Linked DNA regions of Homo sapiens: region 1 is linked to region 2. Evidence: read pairs that join two places in POLR2A ChIA-PET (ENCODE). Cell type or tissue: Panc1. All regions are shown on one strand. Region 1 overlaps CDC73 (cell division cycle 73). Region 2 overlaps CDC73 (cell division cycle 73).

Region 1 (4,000 bases), 54 kb after region 2:
AATCAGCTTGCCTAGACAGTGGCAAAATAAGGATATGAACTAAAATAATCTGAGTACAGACCTTTGCTGTTGATCACTCTGTCATACAAACTCCTTATGTTTCTCTCCCCCTCCCCCGTTAAGATCAAGCTTCTCATTGACATGTTCATCACAGTGTCTCAGTCTGGGTCCTTACATACTAGGGAACTTGTTTATATTCTTTTGCAGTTATCTTTTTTAACTAAACCTCTAAACTTTATTTTTAACATTTGTGAGTTTTTTTATTTTGCCTTTTTCTTATATTGGGTCTTCTCAGCCTTGAGTTTAGTAAATGTTTGCCTAAATTCCTGAGGGCATTTGTGGATTTCCTTACCAAATCCAACAGTACTTCAGTCAGAGATTTCTCCCTTGCTCTCTCTTTCTTCTTCCCTCTCTTCCTCTCCCCCCTCTCTGCCTTCCTTCCATCTTTGTTTTTTTGTAGTTCCCTTTAGTCATAATAGCAACTCCTGTTTCCTGTTTATCCATCCTGTTACCCCTTTATCTCTCCAACAAATGCCAAATATTTACCGAGACTATATTATATTCCACATGACACTATGTAGCCAATGAGATTTATCCATGACCCTTCATTTCTCAAATTGATTTAAGAAAATTCTAGTATTTTTTCTCAGCAAGAAGAAAGATGAGAAAACTGTAATAGTAAAGGCATATGTCTCAGTATGTGTTTGTGTATATAGTTATCTGCTTTCTGTGGCTGGGAAGGTCATACTACTGAATCCTATGACAGTTTATCACAATGAGAGAGCTATATAAAGGATTACAAAGAATTAGTGAAAATGTAGCATTTTGTTGCTTTTTAAATAGAACATTTTCTGAAAGTGTGTGTGCTGTGTTATTCACTTTAAAGATGGTATCCATTTTTAAGAACTGACATTGAATTAGAATTTTAAGTCTCCTAAATTTTTCTTTATTTTTGTCATTTAAAAAACAAAACTCAAGCACAGCTTGTAGCACATTGAGTTATTGTATGGTCAAATACTGAAAATAGAACTTGCAGCACTTTTTATCCTAAGATGTATTCATCTTGTGTTAGGTTATTATTACCATTATGTCAACAAATATTTCTAAGCATTAAAAGTTCATTGTATATAAACAAAATACAAACATATGGGCCAGGCTCAGTGGCTCACCTGTGTAATCCCAGCACTTTGGGAGGCTGAGGTGGGAGGATAGCTTGAGCTCAGGAGTTCGAGATCAACCCTGGGTGACATTGCGAGACCCTGTTTTTGTTAAAAAGAAAGATAGGAAGATTTGTGTATGTATAACATGATCACAATCAATCATATGGTCATTTTCAGATAATATAGACCTTCACATATACATGACTGATTACCTGTAATGCTGTATTTCTCACCTAAAAAGAGACAAGAAACAATTTTTAAAAGAAAGAAAAAAAAATAAAAGGAATCTTTTAGCCTTAGATCTCAATAACTTCTTTCCTTTTCTTCCAAAATGGTTAAGCGTATTCGCACTTCGCACAGTAGTATTTGCTCGTATGCTCTCTTTTCACAGTTATTACAGTGGTAATCAGCTTATTATGAAATTATTTCTTGTCTCGCTCTTCTCTTTTTTGCTAGACCTGAACATCCATGAATGTAAGATACTCAGTGCCTGGCATTGTAATACAGTAGTCCCCACTTACTAGCAGGGCATACATTCCAAGACCCCCCAGCGGATACCTGAAACCAGGGAGGGATAGTACCAAACCAGATTCGGTCAACCAGAACATGTTTCTCTTATGTCTCCCATAAATTTAATGCCTTTTCCATCTTAACACTATCACTCACTGTGGCTGAAACTTTTGCAGTTTGAGGTACAAAGGCAAAAGTAGCACGAATTTCTTTTTCTTCTTCGCAGTTACACGGATGGTAGATTCAGTATTTTTATCGTAGATGTTAGCAACCTCGGGATGTGATTTTATTTTTTTCTCTTCAACTTAGTAGTAGAGATTTTCTTGTCTACTTAGTAGTAGAGATTTTCACCTTTTCACCTAAGGGAAACACTTAATGTCTTTTCTTTGGTAGTGGCATATCCAAATTGTCAGCCTTATCACTCTTACACTTTGAGGCCATTCGCAAGTAAAACAAGGGCTACTTGAAACAAGCACTGTGATAACAGTGAGGGAGATGACTACTGAGTGACTAAAGGGTGGGTAGTGTATAGAATGTGGATATGCTGGACAAAGAGCATTCACATCCTGGGTGGGGCAGTGTGAGATTTCATTATGCTCCTGAGAAAAATGTGCAGTTTCAGTCTTGTGAATTGTTTGTTTCTGGAATTTTCTATTTAATATTTTCAGACCACAGTGGACTGTGGTTAACTGAAACTGCAGAAAACAGAACTATGGATGTTGTATATTCACTTTCCTTTTGACTACAGATTGTTGAATAATGCATTTTAATATTTTTGTCAAACAGTGTTGAGAAGATAGTTGTAAAAAAAGTCTTCTGATTTACAGTTAGTCATATGGGAATACACATAATTTAAAAAATATCCCTTATTTGTAAGTTTGAAAATAAGAATATGGTTTTTATGACACAGAGTTGTGATTTTTTTTCTTTTTCACAGTTTCTCAAGCAAGACCTCCCCCAAATCAGAAGAAAGGTGAGGTTGTGCATATGATTTTAAACTTAACTTTAAAAAGTAAATGATTGCAAAACCAGGCCTGATAATTTTCTTGTGCAGCTGTATCACATGTTTGTGCTTGGTATCCATTCTGATTTATTAGTGCCCAAGCCACACTGATTATTAAATATTTTTTAATATCCACTGGCTTAAAATATTTTTTAGATCAAAAGTTAAAGTTACAATTTATAATCTTTTAACTTTTAGTAGAGAAAGTAAGTATAATTTCTAATAATATATTTTCTACCTGTAAATTTTGTCTTTATAGGATCTCGAACACCCATTATCATAATTCCTGCAGCTACCACCTCTTTAATAACCATGCTTAATGCAAAAGACCTTCTACAGGACCTGAAGTAAGTAATTTATTAAACTATCCTGTACGTAGGATATTGAGATACCATTGGAAAATAGTAGTTACTGAATCAGTATTACTTATTTGGAAAAAACAAAATTTCGGTTTCTGTGCTATAGGCCTTACACATAGTATGAAGCATACATTTTCAAAACAGAATATATTCTTTTATATTTGGATCCTTTAGGGAAAGTTACAGAAACTTCTGGCTAAAGTCCTAATGAAAAAAGGTACTATCGTATTAACTTTTAATATGAATTGTTTTCTTTTGATGATTTTCTCTGAGAGAGCTTGAGGAAGTTCTAAAGCAAATTCAGGTTCTCTCTGAATATTAGATGTTATACCCTAGTGGGAGTAAGTGGGCGGGTAGGTGGGGGCATAGTTATTTAACCTAGATAGCAGTGAAAGTTAAAGAAGTGAAAATGAAACCTATAAATGATGATAAAATTTCCAAATGCTTAACTTTTCAAAAATTTTAATGTCTATTTTCCTTCCTCATTTCCTTATTAAAATGAATACAGTCACACTTGTACCCAGTTTGTTCTAATAAACATGCATCACGGTTATTGGGCACAAAATAAATCTCTTCCATCCCCAACCACTTTCAGATTTAAAATTTAAGTAGTTTACGTATATTTTCCCATAGCATTTCTTCTATTAATGAATATGAGTAGACATACCACTTTTAAATATTGTGACTATTTTTAAATCTGTATACTACTTCTTGGATTGGCTATAGTTTACAGAAGAAAGATGGCAATATAAAAATTGTTTTAAATAATCTTCAATGATATAGACATTAACAAGGTTTAAAATGAGCCATGTTTAAGTGATTTTCAGAATGCTATCAAGTTTTTTAGACACAGTGTTGCAAATTTTTTCCTCAGTAGATTTTTTTTTTTTTTAGTCATACTCATTGTTAAAATGGGTAAATATTTTATATATTCAGCTAAATACCATTGCCTGATGTGGGATTTTAAG
Region 2 (4,000 bases):
AGTTCATTTTTGCAGCCATTGTTCTCCAAGGTTTTGATATGCCTGGTTGATGTACATAGTTAATAAAATTAGGATCAGTCTATGTATCTTTTAAGTTAAACATCAGATTTCTGTTATATGCAAGACTAAATTATGCAGACGGCTAGAATATTTTTATACAGATAATTTCCTATATATATATGTTGTAGAGAAGGATATGTTTTGATAATCACATTTCATAAGAATCATGGGTTAGTGAAAGTTTTTATAGAAGTAAAGGCCCCAGGGAGAGTGCTTTGATAATATTTTATGAAAGTAAGAATTATTCAAACTTATAGCAACAGAAACCCAGGTATCTTTAAAGTTACAAGTTTGTATAGTTGGGTTTCTGGTTAACTTTTGACTTAGGCCATGAAATACGTTTCACAGTAAAGATTCCAGAGGCCCAAGCCATGAAATTGTTGATTTGATAGATAACTTTTCCAAGTTTGGAGCTTTTCCCCCAAATTTGTTGCTTGGGTTCTATAATGTTTAAGAAACACTAGGTTAGGCCAGGCGCAGTGGCTCATGCCTGTAATCCCAGCACTTTGAGAGGCCAAGGTGGGCAGATCACTTGAAGCCAGGAGTTCAAGACCAGCTCGGTTAACATGGCAAAACCCCATCTACTAAAAATACAAAAATTAGCCAGGATGTGATGACGTGTGCATGTAATCCCAGCTACTCCCGAGGCTGAGGCAGGAGAATTGTTTGAACCCAGGAGGAGGAGGCTGCAGTGAGCCAGGATTATGCCACTGCACTCCAGTCTGGGTGACAGAGTGAGACTCTGTCTCAAAAACAAACAAAAAACCCCACTAGATTAAACAGATTTTGTGGTTCAGGAATCTCATTGTTTTTAATGTATGAGTATCTAAATTGGAAGAATATTCAGTCTTTCTCAAGCTTATTTAACCCCCTGAGTTTGCCCCTACCCTAACACCTAGGGAATATTCTTTGAAAGGACTAGTGTTTCATAGAATCAGGTTAAGTAAAGCTATCTCAGAATTATGTGTTAGAAGTAGAAACCATTCAGTGGGGGAAATAACAATATATTTTCATGGTTTCATTTTGTGATAGGGTCATATTAGACAAAGAATGTCACTTGATAAAGTTTATTGTATAGTAAATAAGAGGATATAATGAAGGTCTGTTTTTGTTAGTTTGCAAGGAACCAATTTATGGTTCCACTGGAGAAATAATCAGATGGTGATCACAGTTCACTCTTATTAGTGAGGATTTGGTAGTTGCCTTGAGAACAACTTCATTTTAACCTGTCTAGCCTGTTCATATTTAACTGGAAGGGTTACAGACTCTAACCTCTATTTGTTCTTAGTGAGTATCATTGACTCTTGATTACCTTTACTGTCTTCATTTTTGCGGAAGCATCTCACACCCTGCAATTATAGAGATTAAAAGCTTTCCTTTAAGATCTTTGCTTGAATTTATTCCAACAGTCATCATAGTTCTTACACTAAGTGTGTTTTGGGGAACGATTTTTTTTGACAGTAAGTAAACTTAGGTAGCTTTATATAATTTGTTAGAGGTGTGATAATATCACCATCAATTCTCAGGAGGATCCAGAATCTCAGTCTGTCAACCAGGTTAGATTCTTAAAAGCAGGAACACATACATAGCACTCTCCCCACCCCACCACTGTTTTATAAAGCTTCCTTCATTCCCATTTGGTTATTGATTAATTTGTTGTTCATCTCTGCTTGAAGTGTTACGGGAGTGCTATAGTAGCAGTAATGTTCTGGAGTTGAGTGTAGAGTTCAGCTCTGCAGATAATGGAGACTCTCTTAAAAGCTGTTTTCCTTGGGGTTCTATTTCCTTTTCTTCCTCTTTCCTTTAGCAAATATTTGTTGAGTGCATGCTGTGTGCCTGGCAGTGTGCTGAGTGCTGGGACATCAAAGATGAACAAAACCAGACGTGTTCATACGGACTTTATGATCTGATTGGGGAGGGACACATTAGTCACACTATAAAATTGTGACTATGACAAGTGTTAAAGGTACGTTGTGCAACAAGAGCCTAAAATTGGGGGATTTGTTGCAGGAGTCAGAATACTTCATTTAGGAGGTAATTCTTGAATAAGATCAGAAGTTTATGTAGGATTTAACTTGGTGATGATGACAGGAAAACACATTTTAGGAGCAGTGAACAAAAAGCAGTAGTAAAAGCCCTGTGATGGGGAGAGAGTGGGGAGTAGAAAGATTTGAAAGAAGACTGGTTATTGTATATATTTTAAGGATGCTTGTAGGAAAGTTTGTTTTTCTTCTTCCTGCCTGTTCGTAAATGTTAGTGGATTATTACATTACATTGCACTAACGTTTATGAACAGTCAGGAAGAAGAAGATGGTAAGGTAGATCATATGTCTCTTTTAGCATGCTTCTGATGGAGTCATTCATTGTGCCAATCTAAATGTGGCCACAGATATGTTTTATTAGGCATCCATTATAATTTAAGTTTTTATCTTATTCACCACCATTTAAAAATTAGAGCTTGTCACATAAACAGTCTGGATTTCCAGCTTCCTTAAAATCTATCTGGCATGACTGCGTACTGGGTCTGTAGTCTCACATGGCAACAGCCACATCCACCTGAGCAGGAGCTACCTCCTTTAGATAAGAGGTTTTCTCTAGATTGCCACAGGCCTCATTACTCTGTTATCTTTTATTTAGCCTTCTTTACTTATTTCTGCTACATCTATAGACTGTTTTGGCCGTCTAGTTTGAAATCCCTGCTCTAGAGGCAGCACCAGTTTGTTAAAGATAAGTTAATCAGTTGGAAATACAACAAATATAAGGCTTTGAAGTCAGTGCTGGCTTTGATTTTCAGTTCTACCATTCATTCTCCTGCTTGTGAAGTTGAGGAGGTTATTTAACCTTTCTATCAGTGATTTTGTTTTTATTTTATAATATATATAATAGAACTTACATCATAGTATTGTTGAAGATTAAAGGAGACACTGTATAAAATGCTTAGTACAAAGAGGCTTAACAAATGGTAGCTACTTGTATTATTAATTTATGATTCTGTAAACTTAATTAGATGTATGTGTAAATGTAGGCAACTATATAGCTTTATTGTACTTATAATTTATTATATTTATTAATATATGTATTTAGTATTGTTAATGATATAATTTTCATTCAAAGTTATAAAGACTAGTTTATATAAATATTATGATAGTCTTTTTCTTTCAAGTAATTGGGGTGTTTTTGCAACAACTATGTATGTTTATCTTATAGCAGAGATCTTTTGCATTTGAGAGAAAGTAGCTGCAAATAAGTTGTTTAAAGAGGGTAATAACTAGGTTGGCCTTTTCCATCCATCTGTTAGGACTCATACTTAGAAAGAAATGTAATTTCTTTTAGTTTTAAGTTACTGATTTTCTGGACAGGATGGTGGCTCACAGCTATAATCCTAGAACTTTGGGAGGCTGAGGCAGGAGGGTAGCTTGAGGCCAGGAGTTTGAGACCAGCCTGTGCAAAGCAGCGAGACCCTGTCTCTAAAAATAAAAAAAAAAATTAAGTAACTTTCATCTGAAAATTATATAAAGTGTTCAGGATTTTAATATGTAGTTACATAATTATAAGTAGGAATATTACTTTTATAAAATGTTTTTTCTGTACTCTGTGTTTAGACTGGCATATTATTCTATTTGAGAATATTATATTACACTTTAAACAATTTTCAAAACTTGTTGCTTGTCTTGATATTTCAGGAAACAGAGTGGTTCTATCATGTGTCCGCCTAGCAGTATAAAGGTGTACCCCTTAAATGAAACACTATTTTTTATATATATGTAAAAACTGTTTACAAAATGTAAAAATTAAGATAGTATGTATATAATAGTCCATTGTATCCCTTAAGTTTTGAAAGTTTATTTTATATACTTGTTACCTGTTACATGAACATATTATGTGTTACGGAACATATATCCGTATTAACATATTATCTGTTGTATACAGTTTTTTGTTA

The links. ChIA-PET counts read pairs that join two places held together with the same protein. Peaks named below come from ENCODE experiments on the same cell type or tissue, not always from the same donor. Only the 100,000 strongest peaks of a DNase experiment are listed, where the experiment ranks them.
Region 1: POLR2A ChIA-PET joins it to region 2 with 5 read pairs; 2 of 35 experiments call an interaction of 5 or more read pairs at or near these places.

Annotation. Positions count from the first base shown.
Region 1 is chr1:193,209,458-193,213,457 of GRCh38, forward strand. CDC73 (cell division cycle 73) reads left to right here. Exons shown (of 17, transcript NM_024529.5): 12 at 2,608-2,643; 13 at 2,933-3,020. Among named protein-coding and RNA genes, the nearest start is that of B3GALT2, 25 kb to the left of the region's middle. In Panc1, no CTCF peak of the experiment used is centred here; a DNase peak (open chromatin) is centred at 2,203.
Region 2 is chr1:193,154,968-193,158,967 of GRCh38, forward strand. The region is part of intron 10 of CDC73 (cell division cycle 73); the gene reads left to right. Among named protein-coding and RNA genes, the nearest start is that of MIR1278, 20 kb to the left of the region's middle. In Panc1, no CTCF peak of the experiment used is centred here; no DNase peak of the experiment used is centred here.